2 separate regions of the Homo sapiens genome follow, and region 2 is linked to region 1. The links are chromatin loops, found by intact Hi-C in ENCODE. Cell type or tissue: CD4-positive, alpha-beta T cell. All regions are shown on one strand. Each heading gives the region's core, and the rest is flanking DNA. Links, peaks and the distances in the headings are about the cores only. Region 1 overlaps IRF4 (interferon regulatory factor 4). Region 2 has its middle 11 kb from the start of EXOC2.

Evidence for each region. Peaks named below come from ENCODE experiments on the same cell type or tissue, not always from the same donor. Only the 100,000 strongest peaks of a DNase experiment are listed, where the experiment ranks them.
Region 2: a loop joins it to region 1, with 2.3 times the contacts of the local background. A loop is called at or near these places in 7 of 110 quality-filtered maps.

Annotation. Positions count from the first base shown.
Region 1 is chr6:396,634-404,969 of GRCh38, reverse strand. It overlaps IRF4 (interferon regulatory factor 4), which reads right to left. Exons shown (of 9, transcript NM_002460.4): 5 at 7,718-7,862; 6 at 6,035-6,142; 7 at 3,193-3,546. Among named protein-coding and RNA genes, the nearest start is that of IRF4, 9.0 kb to the right of the region's middle. RefSeq lists an enhancer at 4,891-5,010. In CD4-positive, alpha-beta T cell, for the core only: no CTCF peak of the experiment used is centred there; DNase peaks (open chromatin) are centred at 857 and 4,949; H3K4me3 peaks cover 943 bases; H3K27ac peaks cover 28 bases.
Region 2 is chr6:700,411-708,746 of GRCh38, reverse strand. No RefSeq gene overlaps it. Among named protein-coding and RNA genes, the nearest start is that of EXOC2, 11 kb to the right of the region's middle. RefSeq lists an enhancer at 6,897-7,416. In CD4-positive, alpha-beta T cell, for the core only: no CTCF peak of the experiment used is centred there; no DNase peak of the experiment used is centred there.

The DNA.
Region 1 (8,336 bases), core at 191-8,190:
GAACACACCAGGTTAAACAGGAAGCAAGAGCTTACTGTGATTCTGAACACTGCAAGAGGAATGAGCACTCTTACTCCGCTGAGTGGGGCTCTTGATGTGAACATCTCAGATACAAAATAGCATGTATGCATTCCTTTGGGTGCTTTCCCCCCAGGGCCCTCGGTCTCCCTCGATTCTTCAAGAGGAACTAGTCGACAGCTAAAGAACACTGCTTTGCAGCATTGGACCCACGAAGATTCAAAAGGTAGTAGACCACAGTGAAGTCGGGAGATAAAGAACAAGAAACGTAGTCACGCAATGGCAAAAGACCAATTTATGCCATGGACAAGTTTTCATTTAAAAAATCAGAATGTTTCGACATCCCAGGATCATTTTAAAACCTCATCCCCTCACTACAGAGCCCACATAATCCAGTATCTGTGCTACTGCGGACATCCACGTAACTCAGGCACCACAGAAAATATGTAACGTCAACGTGGTGACTGAGCACCAGCCATCGGCAGCTGAGTCCCACTGTCACTATGCCTGAACTGTGTAACTCTGAGTAGACTTCTTGCCTGTCTCCAGGGATGGAACAGTAACTTGACTTGAGAACAGGAGTGGGGCAGCCCCCCTGGCCTCCCGCTTGTGGATATACACATGTACATCCTGAAGCCACCACACCTACCCAAAAGATACAAAACGGACTGGAACATTGTTGGAAAGACAAGTGCCCATCCCCTGACTTTAGCCCATGCTCCCTCCCCTGTACACAAGACAAATCTTCTGCCTGTAGCTACAATAAAATGTCACGCCCGCAAAAGAAACGAGTTGACACAGGAGCCGCTACAGCTTCTGCAGAACAGACGCGTCCTTATCAGATACACACCCTCGGGCCGGGCCCTGGGGGCTGTCCCTAGTGCTGTGCAGACCTGAATAGGAAGATATCAAAGATCTCCACTGTTCTCTTCAACTGAACAGAAGTTTCTAGCTAACTTACAGGACTATTTGACTTCCTGCTTTTTTTTTTTTCCAGAATTCAAATCAAACCCAAATGACTTAGTCAGAATCTGTAAAATACATTCACACTGCCGTGATCTGAGACTACACCTACACAGGCTAATCAGAATGGCGAGTTGGCACAATTCTCTGAGAAAGCATGGCTCCAACCCTAGATAACATGAGAGTGTTTGGTGGGAATCCTTAATTATGCAGAAGCTGGTTGGCACAGCTGCAGTTTTTACGTTCACAGCATCCTCCTTGAACCTCAGTGAACACTTTGAGGTGAGAGGCTGCAGTGGGCAAAGAGCACAGCCCTTGGTTACAGAGGAAGGAATGAAAGCCAAGACCAGCTCTTGCTCACAGATTAATAGTAAGTTCTAGTCGCGCAAGTCTACAGCCCCAGGACACTCACAGGCGTCCACCCCCTGCCTGTGCTGTCTCTCACGCAGTGCACCTGTGACTCAATGTGCACCTTCCAGCTTAGTCACCACGGGGGCTCTACCTCCCTAAAAACGCCCAGCAAGAGGCACTCAGAAAAGCCAGTGCCAGTTCCTTGTGACACTTTCATTAGAAAGCCCTCACCTTGTGGTATCTTCTGAATCCACTGGCACCAAGGTCCAGAGTCTTCAGAAATCCAGGCCCAGTGGGCCTTAGCCTTCCTGGCCCATGTGAGCTCTTCCAGATCCCAAGGCAGACACAGGAGATGCTGACAGGGGAGGGGGGGTCCCCCCAGTTGCCCTTCAATTTCCTTGGTCCCCCATGAACACCATGCCCAACCCCAAGAAGGATGGGACCGCCCTGGCCAGGGCTTGGGGATGGTTCTGCCCTTAGAATGAGAGGTGTCCAGCCCCAGGTGACTTCCTCACTTGCCGCCGCCTCGGGGAACCAGCACAGTTCTCCCTCTTCCTATGGTCAGCCTCTGTGTGAGCTTAGTTATTTTTTTGTGGTGCGGGGGGCAATGGAGTCTCGCTCTGTCCTGCAAACTGCAGCACCGTGGTGCGATCTCAGCTCACTGCAACCTCCGCCTCCCACAGGTTCAAGCGATTCTTGTGCCTCATCCTCCTGAGTAGCTGGGATTACAGGCGCCCACCATCACGCCCAGCTAATTTTTGTATCTTTAGTAGAGACGGGGTTTTGCCATGTTGGCCAGGCTGGTCTTGAACTCCTGGCCTCAAGTGATCTGCCCACCTCAGCCTCCTAAAGTGCTGGGATTACAGGCATGGGCCACCACACCTGGCCTGAAGCTTAGTTATCTGGGGACATATTTGCTTTGGGCACCAAAAGAAAATCTGGATGAGCTTACAAAAACTTGGGTCACTTACACCCAGAAGTACGAGCACATGTCAACAGTGCCAGAGCACACAGACGTGTCATATTTTTATTTTAAATAAGTTGAATGAAGAAGCACATTCAAGAAAAGGGGAGGCACATGAGAAATCAAAGACACAGGAGTTTCTGAAGGGGCTCAGGAAGGGACAGGACTGGGAAAAGGCAGAGGAAGAGTTGGCGGTGGGGTGGCGAGTGGCGGGTAGAGCAGCTCCCTCCCACGCGGGAGGCTCCCTCCACCTGGACAGCCCCACAAAGCCAGTGAGGAAGCCCAGCATGACAGGGCGAGGGGCTTCACAGAAGCCAGCCAGAGGTTCGCTGAATTGTCATGAAATCCAAGGTAGAAAAACAAAACTCACTGGTTCTGAAAAATATGCTTAGAAATGTTCATATCACAGAGCCAACTTATAGCACTCTCCTATAACTTCTCCTGTGCAAAACCAGTACAGTCCACTCCACCCTCCGTCTCACTCGTGGGCCAGCATCTGCATGAGGGTGACACACCTGACAACCAAGAATGTTAACAATATGCTTCCAACCTTTATGATTTTTCTGGGAACCTGAAAAGAGCCGCCACATCAGCAGACGTATTTGTCGAGATCATAGTGCAATGAAATGGAACTGTTTTAAGAGGCGACTGCTGAAAACCAGAATTGCAAGAGAACAGCCTGAGCCATGGTCCACCTGGACCATCTGATCCGGACTCTCTGCCCACAACAGAGCCAGACAGAAGATCTCTACTGGAGTCAAGCCCCAAGCCCAGTGGGCGCCGAAGTCAACAGGAGGAAGACCTCAGCCTGGGGTGGGAGGGACCCTGTGGTTTCTGACCCCTGTGGCAGGCAGGCCATCACCACCTCCATTCTAACAGATAACGAGGTGCCTTACCTGACAAGAACTGCTGTGTGTCAAAGAGCTTGCAGGTCTGGTCTCTCTCCAGTTTGTTGGGCCGGTCGTTGCACAGCGCCAGGGGCCCGTCCCAGTAGATCCTGCTCTGGCACAGTCTTTTCGCATAGAGCCCGTCGGGGGCCATCCAGAGGACCACGCCCCTCTCCAGGTGGCTCAGCAGCTTCTCAATGTTTTTCCTCTGGCCATTGTCCTCTGGGTAGGGGAACAGGACCTGGTCCAGGTTGCTGGCGTCATACGTATGTCCATGGGAGATCCGGCAGCCCTCGGGGCTGGACGTGGTCAGCTCCTTCACGAGGATTTCCCGGTAGTACAGGCAGATGTGCAGCCGGCAGTCTGCAAACACAGAGCTCCGGAGTCAGTGCTGGGGGCCAAGGACACCACCTCGAGGCCAACGACTCCACAGAGCCAAGCACCTGTGGTGGAACTCTAGTGTCCCACATGTCCCGTGGGGGAACAAAAGGTTCCCGCGTCAAGGAGGCCTGGGAAACACAGCGTGCCCTTGTCTCCCCCAGAGATCCACAGACAGCATGAGCTCGGTCAACACTTGGAGAAGTCCCGTGGAAAGAAACCCATTTAATCTGTCTAAACCAGCATATTACAAACGTATGTGGCCACCGACTCTTTTTTTAAGGAACAAGTGTATCTTTCATTAATTTTCTGGAAATGTAAGTTGAATTCCTATTATAGAGCATCACTATTAAGAACTTGCTAAGTCTTATTTGTGAATTATGATGATGATAGTGGTGATGTCATTTAAGTCATGTGTCACTGAATGAAAATTCATCTTTAAGCAAATCAATTTTTACTTTGGAGGAAATGAACCCTAAGTTTAATTTATACTAGCAAAAAATATAACGGTGTTTCAGAAAGAAGCAAGTCGGTCCACATACCTGAAACGTCCCCAAAATAATAACATGACATCATTTAGGTAAAAAGCAAATGTGTGTGTGTGTGTGTGTGTGTGTACATATATAAATTATATATAGAATTAGGTGCTTAATTATTTATGTCTATATAATTTATATATAAACACACTCACATACACACATTAAAGGGTAAGCACTGAGGCCTTAATGGTGATTTCTGGGTGGTAGAATGTGATATTTTTATTTTCCATTTTTGTTTTTCTGATTTTTAAATTAGTTTTCCACACTGGATATGTGGTGTTTTTATCACAAAATTAATTCTTGTGAAAAGAAAGAAATTAATGAGAAAAATACTCTAAAAGTTCATGTAAAGTCTGCTGAAATTCCCACTGGGCTTTGTGTTTAAGTTTGAAAAGAACTCTAAAACTGCGCTCTCTGAAACTTTAAACAAGATGAATCCATTTACAAACGTTTTGCTGATTTCAGAAGCCTCTTTAAAATATCGCCCATGAGTTGAAAGAACCAAGCTGGGTTTGCACAAGCTCCTCAGCCAGACCGCAGGGGAGTGGCACAGACAGGAGGCAGCTGCCACTGGTAACTGTATGGAACCCCAAAATCAATGGGAATCACAGTTATCTAATAAATGTGCTCATGGCTGATAATTAATCTGTATCATGCATACCAAAAAAAGAAACCCACAAAACTATCTTATTCCTCAACAGCAGGTTTTGAGACTTAACCCACATCACTGTCTCAATTCTCTGCTTCAACACACTGTCTGAAAGCGAGTCAGACAGTGCGCCCCAAAGAGAGTGGGTGTTGGCCATTCGAGGTGATTCTCGGGGCAGGTTTCATTTCATTTAATGTCATCAGAAATCACGAGGTTGCCGAGATATAAATAGCTGTTTATTTCCTACTCTTCAGGCACCCACACAAGTCTTAGGTGTTCAAGACAAGGGTTTGAAAGTTTCTAAAAACAAACACAAGCCTTCCTGCTCAGAAGCACCTCCTCCCAAAGGGCATCCTCAGTTACTCACGAGCACCTCAGAAAAAAAGGTGCAAGCCTCATTCACAACTAGAAAGAGCTGGTAGGTCAAACTCCAGCTCCCCTCTGAGCAGCAAAAGTGCCACAACTCTCGCCTCCCTGAAACCTTCAGAATTTAGTTAGTATTTTTCATCACTGATTTTTAAAGATGCCAGAGGGCAAGATGAGAATTCCAAACCTTAAGCTATTTGGTTTTAATATAAAAACAAATCCCATTTAAAAACAATCCAAAATATTATCTGAAAAATAAATATACATATAGCACGTGTGCTTGCCAAGCCTAGAGGTGCCTTCTTTATAGTAGGTAAGATCTCCATGGTGCAGGGATTTTTTTTTTTTTTTTAGAAATAAAACTTTAAAAATCAGATTGAATCCATATTTGTTTGCAAGCTATATTAAAGTTCAGAGGAAGACCAAAATGTGTATTACTCTTAGGCACATCAATGTTTTAGAGATGAGGGACCAGAACTAATGTCCCCAGGGAGTAGAGGAGGAGGACTTATTTGTGGCTCAACCTGGAAGGATGATCAGCTTCTCAAAATGAGAAGCCCTTCTACACTTCCAAGCAATTATTCCACATCGTGAGAATGTTGGCTGAAGAGGGGCCCTCGGTAAAGGTAAAGGCACATTCCTAGAAATTCAGAGAGGTGCCAGTGAAGAAGCCAAAATGACTCCATTCAAGCCAGTGGCTGAAACGGTCAGCAGAACCACAAGCAGTGATGTCAGGTTTTCTAATGGTGCTCCTAAATCACCCTGGTCACCTCACACACAGGATGTGTCTACATCTACTCCAGACCCCAGAGGGAGCAAAGCAAGTGTCTAAAGTCCCATCGAATCTGCCCAAAGATGACAGAGCTGGCAGCAGAGGCTGGCCTCCTGCGGTGCCTCCAGGAGCAAACCCTGCACTCACCTGAGAACGCCAAGGCTTCGGCAGACCTTATGCTTGGCTCTGTGGGGACTCCGGGAGCCTGGGACTCAGGTGGGGCACAAGCATAAAAGGTTCCTGTCACCTGGCAACCTGCATTTGCAAATAAAAATCAGATGATGTCTAGACAGAGAGTCCGACGCACCGCGGGGCTTCCTGGGGTGTGTGTGTGAAGCCTGGGAAGGAAGGGGCTGGCGCCCAATCACCTTCCCACCCACTCCCAGCACCAGCAACTAGCAGGGCACGCTCTTGTGAGGCAAAGATGAGCTGGAGACCAACTGGAAAACCAAAGCTGATGGAGAAACGAGCCAGTGCACAGCTTTGGAAGGAAACTTGGAGCGCTCTCTCTGTAACTGACTAACAGGGAGACTGAGGCTCAGAGACAGATGACATGCTTTGTCCTTGTTCACAAAGCGGGTTCACAACAGAGCTGAGAGTTCAGGTCTACTTGAGTCTGTGCCAAAGAGCCCAATTAAAAACTAGCAAATTATTTAGTCCATTTTTATTTTGCTTGTCTCTTGTGGGTTGGGAGAACACTGAACCATGTTCCTGAAGACAATGTTGTATGAAACATGAATGGAAAAAGAATGTGGCACAGAACACCTGATCTTGCTGCTGCTTCATTTACTGTTACCGATGCTTCAAGACAGGTCTCTACCTACTCCATCACTTTACACAGTTCTAAGCATTGCCTCTTTCCCATGGTTACTAATTCCATAGAGCCAGAGCAGTAAACGCAAGTCTGAATTTCAGGAGCTAGTTTTATGTTAGCCAATTCCTCCACTACCATATTGGAAACCAGCCCTTGCTGCAAATCCCTCTTGAAAAGCCAATGCAACTGAATTCTGAGCTTTTTTGTGAACATGCCACTCAGTACAAACATTAAAGAGTGGTACACCTCTTCACTACCTGCAGCCAAGGATAACCTGAACATGACTGGGGAAAAAAAGGCCAAATTGCAAAGGAACAAATATTCCTAAAACATCCAAAGGGTTCAGTGTGTTGACCTGTCTCAGGACTTCCATTTAAGTAACTAACTCAAAAGTCCTGAAGGCCTGAGTTACCGCATTGCTAGATTCTCCCTGCACCCAGCTAATGAGAGCTTCTGCTGAGGGAGCTCATTTTGATGTCTGGGGAACTCCCGAGGGCAGGGGACCACATCTAATCCACAATCAGCAAGTCTTTCTGGGACCCAGTGGTAGGTAGGCACCTGTAGAGACGTTTTATGTGTTTGCCATGGTATTTTTCCGTTCCTTTTTTAGTATCACCTCTAATTCCAACAATAGCAACAATGAACACACCACTATTCGAGAGAAATATACCAGCTCAATAATCTCCCAGCATCCCTACTTATTATTTATGAGCTTCCACAATCTCCTCTCTATATAAAAAGTGGGGGGCTGTTTTCCACTGCCTGGAGTGATCTCTGTGGTGTTTAAATAAGATCCCACGAAGGGCAGTGCCTAGCATGGATCCTGAGAGTAAACTTGGCTGTGGGATGCCACCATCCCACAGGAGTGAGAAAACCCCCCTCTCCCCGAGCTGCACACGCAGCCTCTAAGAAGGGGAAAGAGCTTTGGTGCTGCCCAGGACAGACCAGGATTCGCCATGGCCCATGGCCACATTAGCAATTAGCTCTTCTATTTCCTGCACTGGTATCCTCCTTACCATTTTCACAAGCTGGGCCTTGCCAGTGGTGGCCGCGGGGTCCAAACGTCATGGGACATTGGTACGGGATTTCCGGGTGTGGCTGATCCGGGACGTAGTCCCTCCAGCTTCGGTCGAGGGGTGGCATCATGTAGTTGTGAACCTGCTAAAGGAGTGCAGGAGAGGCTGAGATAAGAAGCACTGGCATTGAGACGGGGGTAAAGGAGTGCAGGAGAGGCTGAGATAGGAAGCACTGGCATCGAGACGGGGGTAAAGGAGTGCAGGAGAGGCTGAGATAAGAAGCACTGGCATCGAGACGGGGGTAAAGGAGTGCAGGAGAGGCTGAGATAGGAAGCACTGGCATTGAGACGGGGGTAAAGGAGTGCAGGAGAGGCTGAGATAGGAAGCACTGGCATTGAGACGGGGGTAAAGGAGTGCAGGAGAGGCTGAGATAAGAAGCACTGGCATCGAGACGGGGTTAAAGGAGTGCAGGAGAGGCTGAGATAGGAAGCACTGGCATTGAGACGGGGGTAAAGGAGTGCAGGAGAGGCTGAGATAAGAAGCACTGGCATCGAGACGGGGGTAAAGGAGTGCAGGAGAGGCTGAGATAGGAAGCACTGGCATCGAGACGGGGGTAAAG
Region 2 (8,336 bases), core at 205-8,204, 300 kb before region 1:
ACATTAAATGATATCTTAAGAAAATAAATGACACCTGGGTTGTTATAGTCCATTTGGCTGCCTGGGCTTTTGTGGGTAAGTCTGAACTGATATGGGGAAAGGCATGTTTTACTATTTGTACAAAGTCTCAAAAAATAAAAATTATACCTCTCTAATATTTTCCACGATCATTTCCACTTTGCTAGGCTTAACAATAAATTTTAGCATGGCTGATGGTTTCCCTTCTGGGGTTGAAAAACTAAAATGTTTTTCAAAGAAATGTACGTCACAGAATAAACAAGAGCAAAATCACTTTTTGTGACTTACCCTTTCCTGGTATGGCAAGAGGCTGCCATTTCCTTTCAACAGAGACGAACGAGGCCAGAGTATGTTTTACAATCTGTGCACAGACTCATTCACAGCTGAATCTAGGCATTGCCCAAAAGCAATTAATTTCTAAAATTTCACAACTATGCCTCACAAAATGCAAAGTCGAGGCGGGAGGATTTATATGACAGAGGGTGGGCCACCACCTGCAGAGCACACCAAGGAGGGACAAGGTTGCTGAATGGTACGCAAAAAAACCCAAAACAAAACAGGAAAGCCTAAGTATGAACTACCTTCTCATCTTTGCTTTCCCTCGAAACTTAACGACTTAGACAGAAAGTTGGAGTCTATGTACAATGTGGGATAACAGAGTTATTGGATCTATGTATCAGCTTTCTCTGTTTGACATTCAACTGTAAACAACAGACAACTCACCTGATTTGGATTAGTTTACCTAAAGCATCAGGCAAAATACACCAGGTTCCTGATTTCTTTTTCTTGGGAAAATACATTGGTTCTTCTGAACACTTTCTCGTGACACACGCAGAAAGAGGCACTATAACTAAGAGAGCAAGGTACCTCTCAGACCACCAGGCCTGCAGATCGTCCAGCGCAAAGACGGTCAACTTACTGCAAGATGGGAGAGAAGATGCCTTGTGGCCAGGAAGCCGAAACCCTCCCAAACACAATTCTCCAGTTACACAATCCACAAATGATCTTAAGAGCTGTTGAAAGCAAAGGACCAGTGAACAATCCTCCTATGATGAGTGGTTCAGCCACAAAAGAGAAATGTGTTAATCAGAGAGAATTTTTTAAAAAATTCGAATGCCACTGTCAGCATTCTTTTCACATAAAATTCTGTCAAAGACCACAATTTACAGAAAAGATCAAAGAGATGTAGAGAAAACAAATATTTAAATTATGATTGATGAGACAGAATGATACAAGGTAGGTTAAAACGAGGCTAAGATACAATGGAATCTAAACATCCTAAAGGCCCGGAGCCCTGCAGCCTCTTCCCCCCAGTTCCTGACACCCACCATTGTGATTTCCAGTGGGACCTGTCCCCAGTTAGCTCACTGCAACTCTTATTAGTAGCTGCTACCTCCAAATTCAGTTTAAGTTTTCAATCTTTTCTTAACAGTGTGTGTGGGTGTGGATGTGGACGTGGATGTGTGCATGTGTGTGGGTATGTGCATGCATCTGTGCGTATGTGCATGTGAGTGTGGACGTGAGGATGTAGGAGTGTTTGCATGTGGACGTGTATGCATGGATGTGTAGGTGTATGCATGGATGTGTACGTGTATGCAGGGCTGTGTGGATGTATGCATGTATGTGGGTGGGTGTGCATGTCTGCATCTGTGTGTACCTGTGAGTGCAGGTGTGTGTACGTGGGGGGTGGTGTGTGCATGTGCACGTGTGCTTGCATACGTGCATGTGTGTATCCATGCATGTGAATGCAGGTGTGTGTATGCAGGGGGTGGGGTATGCATGTGTACATGTGTGGATGTGCTAGAGGACAGTGGTGGGCAGTGACCCACAGCCCTCCCTTAGGCTACCTGCCAGGTGAGGCTTGCCCATGATGAAGTGGGAGGCCCTTTGAGCAGGGAAAAGTGACTGGCAGCTGCAGGAGGCCTGCCTTCATCTGCCACTGCCTTGAGCTTCACCAAGAGTGAAAGCTAAAACGACAAAGTCATGGAAGTTACTTGTTACTGTTTCAGAATAAAAAGACTTCTAGTTTTCCCAGGAAAATTTGTTCTGTTAAAAAATAATATAAAGGTGGGCTAGAAGAAGGGAGGAAGGCATAGAGAAACTTATAATCAGTTTTTTGCCAGTTTTCGTCTCTGTCCACTTCCACTCATTTTTTTTTTTTGATCGGTTAACTAATAGTTCTCACTTGCCTGCTGTCAGTCATTTTTGGATTTGTAAAATTCTTTCTTCTTAATATTGAAGTGTGACTTTCAGGAAATAAAAAGGCACAGGAATAATAATCCTTATAAACTGAAGATGAATTATTCATGCAAAAGGAATTTTTAAATTGACATCAATTTCCTAATTGATGTCTGTCACCACCCTCATCTGCAGACCGAAGTGCTCGCTTCAACCTTGTGGAATGTTCTGGTGGCCATGATGTACTCAGTGCTTCCGGACGTGGGGCATTCCTGGACTGGCCATCAGGATCTCTGTGCATTATGTTTACCATGGCCTGAGGAGAACTTGGGGTGTGTCCGTAACCAAAAAAATAGATGGCAATTTTCACATCTGGGACTCCCATAATTTTTATACACGAAAGAAGGCTTTCATCTCTAAGTGCTCCTCAGCAACTGGAAACTATTTTAAATTATAAATATTAGCAATTTATTAATAATATGCAAAAAGGATGCCAGCATAAGCTCACTGATCAAAATTACTATGTTTTTATATTTAGTTATTTCATATTTAAATAAGCAGATTGCTGAGACTTCGTGGAAGTACTTCACTAAATACTGTTTTTACATCACAAAATGCTTCTACAATGGGAAATATTCTAATTTCTACTTTAAAATGTAAGGGAGCTTAGGTTCATAAAAGTTAAATTGATGTTGCTATTAGTTTGTAAGCTAAGAAAACATGAAATTTCATTGAATAAACTAGAAAGCCTTGATTCCATTAAAAACTAACTGTATTCTATAAAACATGTTTTATAAGGTCAGTATTCTAAATTATTTAGGTTCATTAAATGTTGTGAAACATAACATTCCTAATAATTTAAAATTTTAATATGTAGTTATTAGATTCCTAATCAGGATGTACATACAGATTTCAAACACTTTTGAATAATTAGCTATAATCATTTTACAAAAATAGTCATCATGATGTGTACTTAATTGTATACTTATCATTTGAAGTTTACAAATGCCTACGTAGTATTTCTACATATTTCCAATAGAAGTCTCAATAATGTGTATGTGAATGTATATGTGAATAATTTTTCCAGTATGAATAAGTTTGCATTAAAAGATGGAAAGATTAATAGACTATGGGGCACAACATTTTAAAGTCGTGAGTTTATTCATCCTTGAGTTGTAAAAAGATTAGTTGCGACAATAGCTTGTGCCTGGGACAATTTCTGCCCTCAAGTACTGCTTACATAACTGTGTTTACACATAAGCCTGACCAATAGGACAGACTTTATTCAGTTCTGCTAGAAATTTGCTGATTTAAATATGTTAGAGTGTGCTTGAAAAATAAGCAGGAAAGACAGATTCGTCAGAGTTTTAGTGGCTAGTTTCTCCAACAGAATTTCTTAGGTAACTGACTTGTATCAATCCCAATCGTAAACACTGAGCAAAGAAGACCTGGCACAAAAAATAAAAAGGAGACAAACCTGGATTTTCCATTTATTGTCCACACCTCCCACCATTCAAAATATGTTTTCCTTGTTTTGTTTTTGGAAAATTAATATTTCAATAATAATTTGAATTATCGTGTCTGTACTTTAATAGTGGATTAGCCTAACTTATAGAAAGCAAGAAAGAACGTGTAGAAAAAGGAACATTGCCTGGGGTGTAACAGGCAAATGTCAATATTTGTTGACTTGAAAACAGTTGAGCTTAAATTACTCCAATGTGCATACACAGAAGACCTCTCTGAATTAGTAGCTAGACAATTTGTGTGAAAATAAACCTTTGTTGTAAGTGCTGTCGAGAATTGCACTGCCTCTAGGATCTGTGAAACACAGATTTCTTAGACAGCTTTAAAGAAAAGAATTATTGAATTGTTGTAAACCAAGAAAAGAAAGTAATGTGAAAATTCTGTAAATATAGAAGATGGACTAAATATGTGAAAGACTCCCCTGTTTGATGTGGGAAGCTGACTCGTCTCTTTCTGGAAGAGCATCCTAAATTCTTTGAGAATTAATTTATATTTTATTTCTCTTAAAGCATGCCAAAAACCATTTGAGGGGCAAGGGCTGATACAGCCATGCATTTCATTCCCTTTTTTTTTTTTTTTTGGCTGGGGAATGGGGGCAATATCCTACTTTACATTGTAGGGTTTCTGGCCCGAAAATATGTTTACTAGCAAAATCACTGCCAAAACTGAGAGTCAGTAGTTACCAGCATATTTATGTAAAGCAAGAGCTTAGAAAGCTACATGGCGTTTAGGACTTTTTTTCTGGATACTAATCAGCATCGTGCCTCATCACACAGTGCCTAGTCATCGTTCCACGTGGCAGCGCAAGAGGACCAGTGCTTTGAAGCAATCCAGCATTGTCACCAAGGAAAGCATGGTCTATGAATTCTAGTTCAAAACTGATTTTCCTAAAAAATGAAAACTTCCTTCTCAATGTGTTTAACAAATACATGCTTGCAAACAGGAGGTGACTTAACAGCAGAAACAATTATATTTGAACAAATCCAAAACAAAACAATGTGCAGGAACAAGCAGCAATTACGAGCATTTTCTTTCACAAAATGAAGTCTGCAAAAAGGTTTACCATCCACTGAGGTGGCCTTTCTAGGATTTAATTCTAATTATTTAATTGAAGAGAGATTCTCCATTTGTTCTCAGATAAAACTCTGTTGAAAATCCTCACTAGTCTACAGAGTCCTGAAAAGCTATTGTTTCTCAGAAGGAAAGCAGATACGTGTGCTTAAATCTATCATTCATGTCTGTGCATTCATTTGAGTTCTAATGAATGTTAGTGGAATGAATATGCATCCTGTCAAACATATATATAAACCACAACAATGCTGCAAATCAACACAGACTCACATATCCGGCCTCAGAAAAAAATGTGGCCGAGCTCAGGGAGAATTACTTTATGGAAAAACAGGAATTCAATAAAAATGCAAAATTGAAAATGCAACCCACATATTTAATATTATATTGTTTTCCTCTTTATCACTATACTTCACATCTAACCTATTGTGGTTTGGCTTTCTATGTCCATAACCTAGCCAGGGACAAAAAAGCAACATCATTAGTTCACGGAGCAGAGGCTTTTGGGGAGGTGTAGAAGTAGAAAGGACAGAGGAGCAAAAAGTTATAGAAACAGAAAAGTACCAGCAATCTGCTTTAAGATCAGAGAAAGTAACCAAGTTCCCAGTTTAAAATGGATTGCGCTATAGCTAACACATTTAAAGAATGAAGCACCTGGAAGAAAAAAACCCTTTAACTGAATAGCAGAACAATCAGTGTGATCTACGACCGCTGCTGGTATACAGTTATTTGGAAAAACTCCACTACCACCACCCATATGTCCTGTTCTACGCAGATGGCCAGAGAAAGGCGCCAGAAGAGAAGGCCCCACAGTTCAGCCGAGACTTGCTGCAGAATCGTTGTTTATTAAAAAGTGCAGCCGGGCGCGGTGGCTCACGCCTGTAATCCCAGCACTTTGGGAGGCTGAGGCAGGCAGATCACGAGGTCAGGAAATCAAGACCATCCTGGCTAACATGGTGAAACCCCATCTCTACTAAAAATACAAAAAATTAGCCAGGCTTGGTGGTGGACACCTGTAGTCCCAGCTACTTGGGAGGCTGAGGCAGGAGAATAGCTTGAATCCGGGAGGCAGAGGTTGCAGTGAGCCGAGATTGCACCACTGCACTCTGGCCTGGGCGACAGAGCCAGACTCTCCCACAAAAAAAAAAAAAGAAAGAAAAAAAGAAAAAAAAAGAAAGAAAAAGAAAAGTGCAGTCATGGGATTTTTGAGCTTAAAGGGATTTTTGAGATTCTCCTATCCAACTATCTTACTTTTCAAATGAGACAACTGGAACTCTCAAGAGGTCAAACAATCAGGGTCAGTATCAGGCAGGATCCAGAATGTAAGGTTTGGAATTTTCAATGTAATTTTTTTTTCAAACCAACAGTCCTATAGTCAACTCTTGATTTTTCAGGGGCTGTGGATATTTTCATTTCTTCATTTTTAGTTTCTCACTGCTAAACATTTTTATTATTTTCTTCACCAGGTGTGAAAAAATAAATTCAAACTCAAATTAACTGGCTATGTTCTATGTTCTCATCTTTGTTACAAGGGCTCAGTCAGGAAGAACAAAGGTTCAGACTGTTGGCTAAAGTGTGTCCTGAAAATTATCTTCAATCCTGCATGTACTCCTCGTCCTTTAGTACCACAGAGAGTTCAAAGATGAGCTCACAGGAGGCAACTACCTGCAGGGGGCAGGACATCCAGGGACCTCCACTGGAGTGTGGCCAGGACACAACTGGTGGGCACTCCGGTGCATGCCATCACCTTCAGAAATTATAGTGTGTGCCTGAGAGGGGAACGCAGCTCAGTTGGCATCTTAGGGGAAACCTACCAAACACAAAGGGTGAGAAATCTGCTGTTAAGGAGTGAAAAATATTTTACTGGGTTTGTGCAAAACCAAGGGAGCAATGAAAAACTCAGATAAAATTCATGTCATGTTAGATCAAAAGAAATGAGGTATAAAGACAGGCTTTATACCGCGTTTCATATGCAAGGCGATCCTGATGCTCCTGGGCAGTGGGAAGCCTTCATAAATGAGTGTCAGCAAGGCTCAGATCCTGCAGCAAAGGCCAGAGGCCAGCACCGTGTCTCCCTCCGACGTGCAGCTGCAGCTAGTGCTTCTGCTCCGGGTGGGGTGATATGCCTGGACAGTGGAGGTGCAGAGTGGCAAGCCAGCGGCTGCTGCCCTAAGACTCAGTCCACACTGCACACCATCACATCAGTGGGTAAAACTGGGAAGATGGTGCCATTTCCCATGTCTTTCCTATTACTGCTGACATCACTGACAAAATGCAAATTGGCCTTGTTCCCACTGAATAAAGAGGACCTTCAAATGGAGAATTCCAAAAGACAAGACAAAACAAACAAACCACCCCAAAACAAAAAATCAACCACCCACTCCCAGCTAGCAATTTAAGTTAAAATGCTATCATGCGGTCCGTTAGAAATCCTTCTTTTAGAACATAAAGAGATCTAAATCCTTTTTCACAGAAAATCACATAATTAGGTTATTCCTGCCCTCTGCAGCACAGGGCAGGGCTGGCAGGGCCGGGAGAGAACCCAGGTCCTCACTAAGCACAGACATTTTCACATTCTGACTGAGTTGTTCCCTCTCTCCAGGTACTGGGCTCTCATATCTCTGGCAGTGTGTGCCTCTCCTCAATTTCTCCTTTCCTTCTGGACCACCTACAGACACAGCCCACTGCCAGAGACGCCCAGATATAAACACAGGTGCAAAACACATCTGCATTATTGTGCTGGATGGCAGCACGGCCATATGGTTGGAGTAACACTATTGTAATACCATATCCCTGCTGTAGAACCAGCTTTATTTACAATTTTCTTATTAAAATATGCAAATAGCAAGTAAATAGAAAACCACAGAGCTCTGTTTTGCTGTAAAATTGATTGGAGACGTTTGACTATTTTAAGGACTTTTGATATACAGAGCTCTGAATATAAAAAGCTCTGAAGCCAACATAAAAGAAGATGGTTAAGTCCACTTAAAGGCATTTGCTAGGAGCACACCATAGTACGATTAAGGTTAAAACAAAAGGATGTAAGGGGCTTCCTTAACTAATAGGTCCAATCCAGGAATTGCTAAAACAGAGTTGAAACTTGCAGTCCTGCAGAATTTCAAATTGTCCTGTAATCCTAAAACACAGAAGGCTCCAGCAAAGCATGGCAATGCTGGGTGGTATTTGGTGAAACATCTCAATCGTCCATTTATTGTCAAGATGTGTACATATCAAATTTTGCTGATAATTTTGTGTCTTTAAGTGGCCACTCAGCATATTTTGAACTAGACAACTGGACACAGGCATCTCCTCCAACTCTGTTACTATCACAATGTACTGTATTCTTATTTTTGTTTTTGAGGCAACGCGTATTTGTTGAGCATCTATTATGTGTGAGGCATGGATGAGCATTACAGCATCCCTCCTCTTAAGTTTACATTCTAGTGAGGGGAGAGAAACATTTTTAGAAAACAAATAGATAATACTGTATTTACAGGTTGTGGTGAGTGCTGTTACTGAATGGGCAGCCTGATGTATTGAATAACTGT